2 separate regions of the Homo sapiens genome follow, and region 1 is linked to region 2. A link is an interaction called in ENCODE POLR2A ChIA-PET data of the cell type or tissue named here. Cell type or tissue: PC-9. All regions are shown on one strand. Each heading gives the region's core, and the rest is flanking DNA. Links, peaks and the distances in the headings are about the cores only. Region 1 has its middle 170 kb from the start of LINC01186. Region 2 has its middle 59 kb from the start of LINC01186.

Region 1 (5,393 bases), core at 294-5,293, 110 kb before region 2:
GTTTTTTATTGAAGTACAATATACATGCATATAAGTGCACAAATCATAAGTGTACAGCTCAATGAATTTTCACAAAGTGAACACATCCATGTAATTAGCACCCAGGTTAAAATAAAATAGGACCAGCAATCCCAAAGGTTCCCATTCCTACCTGCATCCAGTGACTGCCACTCCTAGAGGTTACTATCCTATCTTCTAATAGTATAAATTAATTTTGACTATTATCTTCTGTGTGTAGATATTTGTATTGGTGATTGTGGCTTGTTCATTCTCATTGCTGCCATGTATTTCATTGTGTGAAAATACTACAATTAATTTATTCTTCCCTTTATGAGTATTTGTATGTTGTATTAGGGTTCTCTAGAGAAACAGAACCAACAGAACCAATAAGAGAGATATATATATCTCCTATTGGTTTAACAATATACATATATATTTAAAGAGAGAGATAGAGATGTATTTTAAGGAAAGGGTGATTATGGAGGCTGGCAAGTCCCAAAATCTTCAGAGTGAGCCAAGCTGGATGTTCAGGAGTGCTGATGATTTAGTTCCAGTCTGAGTCTGAAGGCCTGAGAATCAAGAAAGCTGATAGTGTCATTCCAGTCTGAAGGCCAGCAGGCTTGAGACCCAAGAAGAACTTATATGATTATGTTTCAAGTTGAGTCTAAATGAAGGAAAAAAAACCCCTGATATCTCAGTTTGAAGGCCATCAGACAAGAGGGATTTCCTCTTCCTTAGGGGAGGGTCAAGTTGCTCTATTCAGGCCTTCAGTTGATTGGTTGAGGCCCACGTATATTAGGGAGGGCAATCTGCTTCACTGAGTCTACTAGTTTAAATGTTAATCTCATTAAAAAATGCCCTCACAGAAATGCCCTGAATAATGTTTGACCAAATATCTGGGCACCCTGTAGTCCAGCTAAGTTGATGTAAAATTAACTACCACAGGTACTTTCTAGTTTGGGTTGTTATGAGTGTGCTGCTATGAACATTCTTGGATATGCCTTTGGGTGAATATATGTGTGATTTTTTGTTGAGTATATATCTAGGAGTATACATCTAGGAGGGAAATCATTCTATCATAATGTAGGTATATTCAGCTTTAGTAGATATGGCCGTCTAAATTGGATGTGCAAATTTACATTCCCATCAGTGATGTATGAGAGATGTGGTTGCTCCACATATTTGCGATGCCACAACACTTGGCATTTTTTGTTTTTTGTTTCAGTTATTTTGATGAGTGTATAGAGACATTGTATTATAGTATGAATTTGCCTCTCCCTGGTGACTAAGGATGTTGATCTCCTGTTGATGTCTATTTATCCTTTTGTTATCCTCCTTTGTAAAGAGTCTGTTCAAGTCTTCCACTCATTTTTCTATTGGGTTGGCTATCTTCTCCTTAGAAATGTATAGTATTTCTTTATGTCATCTAAAAAGGAGTCTTTTGCTGTATACATGTACCATAAATATCATCTCCCAGGTTGTGGCTTGGCTTTTACTCTTAGTGATAGCTTTTGAGGTACAAAAGTTCTTAATTTTAATATAGCTCCAACTTGTCATTTTTCCCTTTATAGTCATTGCTTTTTGTGTCCTGCTTAAGAAGTCTTGGGGCTCCTCTCTTAACATTTTCTTCTCTTTTCCAAAACAACAATTGCTCAAGAAGGAGTGAAGTGGCAGAAGAGGATGGGATGGCAGGATGGATCAGGTAGCATTCAAACTCAGTCTTGCATTGTTCCTGAAGCCACAACCACTTCAAGCACTGTTTTGTGCTAAATTGAACCTACCTTGCTCAGCTATATCCACCCATGGTGATTTCTCCTTCTAATGGCAATGCTGCTGTTCCTTTTAAATTCCGTTGATCACTTCCATCCCCATTTCATCTGTATGTGTCTAATTCTCTAATTCTGTATTGAGCTCCAGAGTTCTTTTACATTTAGCTCCTGGGCTATAGGGCAATCATGAAATGGCACATGCATTTAAGTGTTCTTGAGCATGTCCTTGAAGTTAGAAAACTTTATTCAATCCGGTTCATTGAGGACTTTGGGTGTGCTGTCTAATTGCATGAGCTAACATACTTAAGTGTCAGTTCCAGGCCAACCAAGACACCCCCATACTCACATTTCTGTTGTGCTGTTCTTCAGATTCTCTTTTTATTGTTTAAATAAGAGCATAAGCAGACTCTTAAGCTAAGACTTTACTGCAGTTCTAGAACTGCCAATTGATGTATCAGTCTAATTAGGGAAGTAACATGGAATAGCATTATGATTATAATATTTCAGAAATTATGATTAAATTAAATATTAGCAGCTCACAACTTAACAGTGATCCTTAGCAAGAAGTTAAATGTTTGAAACAAGGTGAGAATAAAAGAACAAATTTATACAAAAGGGAAAGAGAAAGGGTATTATTCCTAGAGAAATAATACTGAAATTTTGTTCCAAAAGATCATTTTAAAATCAGTATTTGGAAACTATAGTGTAATTTTCCCTGGAAGAAAGGAAGTTAGACAAACTCATGCAGTATCTAGGGTAGCCTACAAAAATTTCACCGACAATGTAGCAGCAATAGTACCATGTCTTGCCCTTAGTTCTGAGTTCCCCCAAAGTGTCTGCATCCCAGTCCTTGAGTCTACACTCATCTAAGCTCAGCAACAGAGCTTGAGCTTCATAGAGACCTAAACCCAGAGAGAGGAAACTTATGAAAGGGGAGGGGGTGGGAAATGCAGTTCCATGGCAGCAAAGGGATAAAGACTCCTATAACTGTGAGTTGAAAAGAAAGGTGACTTGGGCCTCAGGTGTCCCCAGATCTGCTAATAATATTGGGAAGGGGTTCCATGGATCCCTCAGAAACATAGGTAAAGGATGCGGTGAAGCAGCCATCACTTCTTGGCCCAGGGAGCTATGGTAGGAACACGGATGTCAACAGATATCTGCAGGCTACTTGGAAAGTGTCACCTATTTGGCACTTCTCTCTAGTCTTGATCTAGTTTGAAGGCACTGAGCATCTACATTAAATCAGAGCTGACAGACACTGTAATGCCTCTAGTTTATTAGTTCTATGGGGATTTGAAGCAAATTTACCAAATGTCTTAATTAGATTCCTGAAATTCCAAAAACACTAGGCAAAAATTCAATCTTGGCAAAAACATGTTAGTCCCACCCACACCCCCTTCTGCACACCCAGCTGCCAAATTGCTTAAATCTCTAAATAATTGCTTTCTAGATTAAATAAATTAAGCTCATTCATTTGCACTCAAGTTTTAAGACTCGACTGCCCATACTTGCTCCCAAAGTTTGTCATCAGCAAATATAAATAGTGCAATTTGTTTTGTGATATATATATATACACACACACAATTAGTAAAATGAATTTTTCAAATGATATATATGTCAGAGGAACCAAATCAGTGAGTACTTAAAAATCTATCATAAAACTGAAGTTACTTTCACTATCCAGGACAGAATAAAAAGGAAACAGAATTATTTACCTTACACTTATTAAAAGCATGTAGATTCAATAGGATTATACAAAGTACATTCTATTGTAATAAGGTGTGTCACTTATAAAGAAACATGTCTATAGAAGACGAAAGAGAAGATGAGAGAGGAAAATGTACATCATTCACCTCAGGAAGAAAAGGTGAATGTTACAGTTAACATTCTTTTTTTAAAAAAATCTAATGGTGTGTCTGGAAAATAGCTTTGCTGAGTTCCTGCTGCACCATCAGGTGAGAGGCAGAGGACAGCTTCCTCCGGAGTGAGGCTTCTTCTCTCCATCATCCAGTCCAGCAGTCCCTAGTGTTCGGTCCCCGGACCAGCAGCATCAGCATCATCTGGGAACTTGTTAGAAATGCAAAGTCTTGCTCCCTCCCTAGATAGGCTCTCAAAAATCAGTTTTTAACAAGCCTTCCAGGTGATCCTGAGGCATGCTAAAATCTGAGAACCGTTGATCTTGAAGTCTTTAAATTGATGGTGCTTCAATAACATGGCTTTCAAAACCAATAATTTATAGATTCACCAGAAACAATTACAGGGTATCTGATGAGTAGCGAGATCACATGGGCCTGGATTCAAATTCTAATTCAACTACCTACAGCAGGATCAATTTGGGTGAGTGACTATGTTTCACAGTGTGCTAATGTCTCCCTCTGTAAATGGAACCTTAAATGGTGGGATAGGGCCCACTGAAAATACAGGCCTAGGTCTCATGTCTTCATTGAAACTGCTTGGGAAGCAACCTGTGGCTTTTGAAAATTTCCCTTTCCCATTCTTCCTCATGATCTGAGGAGGCAAAAATAATGTAGATCTAGAAAGTACCACATTAAATTGAGATATCTGTAGAGAATCTAGTGAAAGCATGTTCTTGCATTCGAGCAGCTATATGTTGCATCTATAGTTGGATTCTCAGCTGTTGCTTTATGAGAACTCACCTACTTTTGCTACAGTAAAATCTTATAAAAGGAACATACTGTGGAAAATTCCATCATTTTGTAGTTATTATCAGAGATGAGCTTCTTTTGAGCTATTTCTTTAAAGATGAGTGAGTGTTACAGCTACCTTAATTCAACTGGTGAAATCAGTCTCCATTTCCTGCAGTAATCTTTCCCATTTCTGCTTATTTTCATTCTTGGAAGTAAATGGGGTGGGGACCCAGAAACCTTAGGTGAATAAGGTAAAGAAGAGAGGATTCTAGGTGTGAAATAGGCTGTGTATGTACTAAGTATGAGGAGTTAGTTTTTTACCATTTGCTTTGTGGCTGGGTATGGAATCTTCAAAATTTTACCTTCGGAATAGTTTGATGTCATAAGAAATCCCAACTTTATGGGAAAGAGGGTAACTTGGCTAGAGGTCAGTGGGGCAGAGGCTTGTCATGGCCAAAATATCCCACTGGAGTGTATTGCCCTTTTTTTTTTTTTTTACACCTTCTCAGTGGAGTCGCAGGCATCAAAATATTAAAAGATAGTGAAGATAGTGGACATCACTGCTCTTAAGCAAGTTTTAAGACTAAAAGGAGTCATAGTATATAAAGATTAGCTTTATGGCAACTGGAACACAGTCACTGTATCTTCCTGTTAGCATATGTTGATTAAAAAGATATAAACATTGTGTGCTAATAACATCCCAAATTTTTCTTCACCTTTGTGTCAGATGGTTCTTTAATAGGAAATGAAATGGCTGTCCTGTGGCCCCTGAAAAGGCTGTATCTGTATTGTTTTAGAGTAGGAGTTCTTAATCCAGGGCCCATAAATGGGCATCAGGAGAGTTCCTAAACCTGAGGCTGTATGCAGGATTTTGTGCATTTTTCTGAGATGGAAGTCCATAGATCTCAAGAGATTTGCAAAACGTTCCTAACATAGAACAGTTAAGACTCACTAAAAAGTTCTTTCCTAGTGTTTT
Region 2 (5,393 bases), core at 133-5,132:
GCAGTATAGAAGTTCTGTAGTTTAATGTAGATACATGCAGTGGTCTTTTACTTTAGTGAATTCAAAGAATTAATTTTGTGTTTTTAAAAGTCCCTCTTCATTCTAAATGTGAAAAATATTATCTTGTCTAATTATTTCATAGTTTTGTTTTTATAGCTAGCTTTATTCTGTCTTGGATTTTACTTTGTGCATGGTGTAAGGTGCACATCAAGCTTATTTTTTCCTCAAAGGAAGAAAGACCTTTCACACCATTGTTTCTTGTGCAGTATATTCTGTCCCATGGTATGAAATGTCATCTTAATCACATTCTAAATCCAGATTTTCCTGTATACATTAATTAACATATGTAAATATGTAAAACATTCAAAAACACCAGAAGCTAAATAAGAAAATGGCCAAAGGACATGAACAGAAAATTAATGGAAGATATATTTAGCTAACCTCCAATCTCAGTAGAAGCTTAAAGTGCTGATTAAAATAATAAAATAAAATTGTTTCTTTCTAAAATCAACAAAATGTCACACTAGGGGTTAAAAATAAACCAAAGTTTCTAAAGGTAAATTTTAATGAACATTCTCATTCTCTGATGTTGAGAATGTAAGTTGGTATAATCTTTCTATTCTTAAATTTATAATTCTCATTAACACAATAAATCATCCTTTAGCAGTGTATCCTTTAAAAAAAAATCAAAGATTGTCAAGGATTTACATAAAGGATGTCCATGTCAGTGATATTTAAAACCAAGACAAATTTAAAGCAACCTAAATGTTCATCAATAGGAATTAGTTAAATTAATTATGATACATGCTTATTAGAGAATATCACACAGTTATTTATTTATTTAGAGATGGTATTTTGCTCTTTTTGCCCAGGCTGGAGTGTAATAGCATGATCTCAGCTCACTGCAACCCCCACCTCCTGGGTTCAAGCTATTTTCCTACGTCAGCTTCCCAAGTAGCTGGGATTACAGGCATGTGCCACTACACCTGGCTAACTTTTTGTATTTTTAGTAGAGATAGGGCTTCACCATGTTGGTCAGCTGGTCTCGAACTCCAGACCTCAGGTGATCCACCTGCCTCGGCCTCCCAAAGTGCTGGGATTACAGGTGTGAGCCCCCATGCCCGGGCCACACAGTTATTTAAAAGGATGCCTTCATAGTGTGATTTTTAAAACAGTTTCAATTAAAAAATGTTTCTGCACAAGACTCAATATACATTTATTAACAATGTCTTGCCAAGCTAATTTCAGTTCTTTTTTGAAGAGTTAACTAGACTAATATATAAGTGGAATTTAACACAACTAAAAGAATATATAAAGCTTCTAATATATAGAGAGAGAGCTCCTGGTACACCTGGTGGATTGTAGTTGCCAGGTACTGAAATATAGAGGTAAATAAAATGTAACCCCTGCCCTCAAAAAAGCACATAATCCAAAGACAGAAGGGAACAGACAAATGAAAAATTATAGTACAATGTTGTAAATGCAAGGAGTATTCAGACTTACCACGTAAGGGAGCAGAGAACAAGTATGAAACTCAACCCAGGGGCATCAGGGTAGAATGACTTAGAACCAGTATATCTGAATCCTGCAATTTTTGAGAAGGACTCTCCCATTCTCTGTATGGATTTGAGTGGAAAATGCTGGAAGAATGGCAAAACAACTTGGTAGGTCCATTGAACAACTTATCTGATAATTAGTCTCTACTAGCATACCTCAGGATGCTGTACTTGACATTCCTCCTTTTTTTGAAAATGTTTTAAATAATTTGGATGAAGACATATAAACATACTTTGATCATTTACAAATGACCCAAAGATGGGAGGACTAGTTAACATAAAAGATGAAGGAATCAAGAATCAAGATATAGCTGGCAAGGCTGAAATGATGGACCTCACTGATAGGATGCAAGTTAACCAGAATGCAAAGTCCCACATTTAATTCAAAGGCTGGGTTAGCCTAGAGTAGGTAGCAGTTTATAGTTTTAAAGACCAATGGGTTTTATTTGATTGCAAGTTCAATACCATCTTAAGGGACACCAATGCATTTCTGTCCAAGACATCAGCTGTGCCTGCATCAGGGCACTCTGTACTGGCTGGACTACACCTGAAACAAAACCACTATCTCCCTTTAAGGAAGGACTGTACCTTGCCAGATCACAGTGAAAACAGGAGAAAACTGAGACTCTTCTGCATGAGAAAGAGAACATGAGAGTCTTCCCCGAATATCTGATGGATCACATTTATTCTGCCTGGCAACATAGGGAACACTTAGGAACTTAACAGGAGACATATTTCTCCACATTGGAGGAAACATTTATGAGCACCTTAGGACAGGTAGCACATCTAAATAATAACATTGTTGAACGTTTACTCTCTGCCATGGAATTTCTCATTTAATCTACACTCAGTTTTATGAGGTCAGGAGTATTGTTATGCCCATATTACACACATAAAATAGATTTACTGAATTAAATTAAAATTAACTCATGCTGCCCATAAATAAAATGGACTGCCCTCAAGGTAGTAACTATCCAGGTTGATGCAGAGGGAATGTAGCACTGAGGCCCTCCCAGTCTAAAATTCTATCATTCTGTGATTAGATGAACTCAAGTTAATATGGGACAAAGTTACCATGTTCAGGAAAAGTATGTGAAAATTTGCTATATCATTATTTTAAAAGGAGCAAGAATGAAAAGTCCTCTTAGCTGGGGCAATTAGTCATGTCTTTAATAGGTAAGCTCAGCTCCATCAACTTGCTGAGTCATCCTGCCACTTGCTTGAACATGGGTGAGTTAGATGCCAAGTTCCACTATCTGGTAGAGCCTAATGGCTCATGTTTCTCCCACATCTAAGCGTTCCTACTTCCTGCTGTGGTGACCCAAGTTTAAATGTTATGACTTTTGCCTCTGTTTCCCTGACTTGCCATCCTATTCCTCACCTGAGACAAAAGTTCTACCTACCATACAGTTGACATCTTTTAGCATTTACTATGATGCTAAGTCCCATGTAACTTTTCCAAAAACCCTATAATAATAGTAAGTAGTATTGCTATTCCTATTTTATAGATGTGGAAACTGAGGTTTAGCATGTCCCTGAAGTACTAACAATTCTACAGGCTGGATCTACGATTCAAACCTAGATCTATCCACTTCCAAATCCATGCTTTTACCCATCATCCCCTGGAGCTAGTTCTCTTGACTAATACCATCATATGTTGTCTAAGTCTTGCCATGCCTAGGGCCATGAATGTATTAATGACTATAATCATGGAGCCTCTTGTCACAGGAATCCTAGGATTTCCCACCACGCAAATTGTCTCAGTGCTGTGCCCCACCAGCTTGATTAGATGCCACTCTTGAGCTGGCAGTGAGCCATCTTAATGTCCCTGAGAGCCCCCATCAAGGCTAAATTGGTTTCTCTTAAGTCCCCTTGCTCCCCTTGATAACGAACAAGGAAGGGGAGAAAATGTGTAAATCAAAAGTGAAATCATCACCTTGAAATATTTCATACCCTTCAAGCTCTTGAGAAATAACCGAATGTGTTCTCACAAATAACTGGGAGACATCAGGATAAAAGTTCATGTGAAGTTTGAAGGAGAGGATGAAGATCCTCCAAGCGCATCAGCAGAAACAGCAAAGAAGTAATAATATATTTTATGCAAGAGTCTATTGGAAAGAGGAAGCATATGGAAGAAGGCAGTAGCAGATTACTAAAAGCAGATGGGAACATTTTTACTTTGTGAAGGAAGTCTATGGAGATCCCAAGTTAGCTAGAGAAACATTCCTATTTTGAGTACAACAAACATCTCAGTCCCATGAACACTGGGCCTAGACCAAGGATTGGCAACATGTGATGGTCACAGTGCCCTGGAAAAAGGATTGGAGAGATAGGCAAAGTAGTTTAGGGGGCTTGCCTCAGCATTAGACATGGTTGCACATCAAGGAGCTGAATGTTTGAGCCCTGGGTAGACTCTATAGTATGTGAAGAAGACCCTTAGCTCTCCTGCCTGTCCCTGGAATACTGGAATTCTGAGAAATTGCCAGTCTTGCACTGTGGAGACATTCCCATACCTACACAAGAGCTTCAGGAGCTGAGGACAGCTACCTATAGTGGGATGCCAGGGCCAACATCAAGGCAATAGCAAAAGGAAATTTTCAGGAAACGGTGTGACTGGCCATGCTCTGTGTGAGCAGCAAGAGAGACTTGCCACTGTGTGTTTCCACCTGAAAAGCTGTAAAATCTGTGGAGAAGGTCTGTGAAGATATTGAAACCAGTCAGTAGAAAGACAAATAAATATAATCATTATTGAATTGTTATAATAAGTGAGTCTATTGCAAACTCATTATGATGGTATAAGCCTATTGACCAACTACATCCTTATTATAGTTATTATAATTACTGGCTCAGTGGAACTATCACCAAACTCCCTAATATAATTTGTTTGGTCTTTTTTTAAATGTTTGTTATAAAGCAGTAAGCCTCATCCTCCTGTGAGATGTATCATGTTATCTGTTACTAATACAAGTTAAATATTAAGATATAGGAATTATTTACTTCTATTACACAGAATCCAAAGTTTTCCCAATAATAATGCTATTAGCACTGTAGCAGACCCTGTTAGTGCCCTACCCAAATCCCCTGAGCCCCACCCCTACAGACTAAAGGCTGCTTACTGTGAATATCTGTGACTCTCTGCTTGAGAGTGTTTTGCTGGCTACCAGAGCATGCAGGGGCTTATGCATGGCAAAATGAAAGTTCTAAAGAATTAATTAACTCCCAATGATGAATGGGAGTTGGAAGATAAATACCCCAGTTTCCTTTCCCTTTGGTTGAGATAACTCTGAGGTGTGTCTTTTACACTAGCCCCAAGAGTTCCCCAGCAGTATTGCACTCCAGTTGCCTATGGTGGTAACTTGCTGGAATACAAACCCTTTGTTGGCTTCCCTCCCTCATATCCCCAATCCTCAGCCAGTGCTTTCTGATATTCTACCCCTCACCCAAATTAATCATTAGCACTCGAATCCTTGTCTCAGGGTCTACTTCTGCTGTAACCCAAGCTAAGACATCTACTAACTCTTTTTTTCTGACATACCTTTTTGGGTGGGAAAGACAGTGGACTGTAGACATTTGTTACCTTCAGTACATCCATGGGAGTATGATATATGTCATTTGTGTCACGGTAGAATAAAGGTTGATAATTGTCATAAAACATGCACCTGACTAGTTGATTGACTGTGACACAAGGTGGCTTCAAGAAGGGATGACAGCTCAGTAAAGAAAGGGCTCCTGGGCCGGGTGCGGTGTGGCTCATGCCTGTAATCCCAGCACTTTGGGAGGCCGAGGCGGGTGGATCACGAGGTCAGGAGTTCAAGACCAGCTTGAACAATATGGTGA

What was found. Peaks named below come from ENCODE experiments on the same cell type or tissue, not always from the same donor. Only the 100,000 strongest peaks of a DNase experiment are listed, where the experiment ranks them.
Region 1: POLR2A ChIA-PET joins it to region 2 with 5 read pairs; 2 of 35 experiments call an interaction of 5 or more read pairs at or near these places.

Annotation. Positions count from the first base shown.
Region 1 is chrX:46,153,599-46,158,991 of GRCh38, forward strand. No RefSeq gene overlaps it. Among named protein-coding and RNA genes, the nearest start is that of LINC01186, 170 kb to the right of the region's middle. In PC-9, for the core only: no CTCF peak of the experiment used is centred there; no DNase peak of the experiment used is centred there.
Region 2 is chrX:46,265,835-46,271,227 of GRCh38, forward strand. No RefSeq gene overlaps it. Among named protein-coding and RNA genes, the nearest start is that of LINC01186, 59 kb to the right of the region's middle. In PC-9, for the core only: no CTCF peak of the experiment used is centred there; a DNase peak (open chromatin) is centred at 2,757; H3K4me3 peaks cover 126 bases; H3K27ac peaks cover 3,626 bases.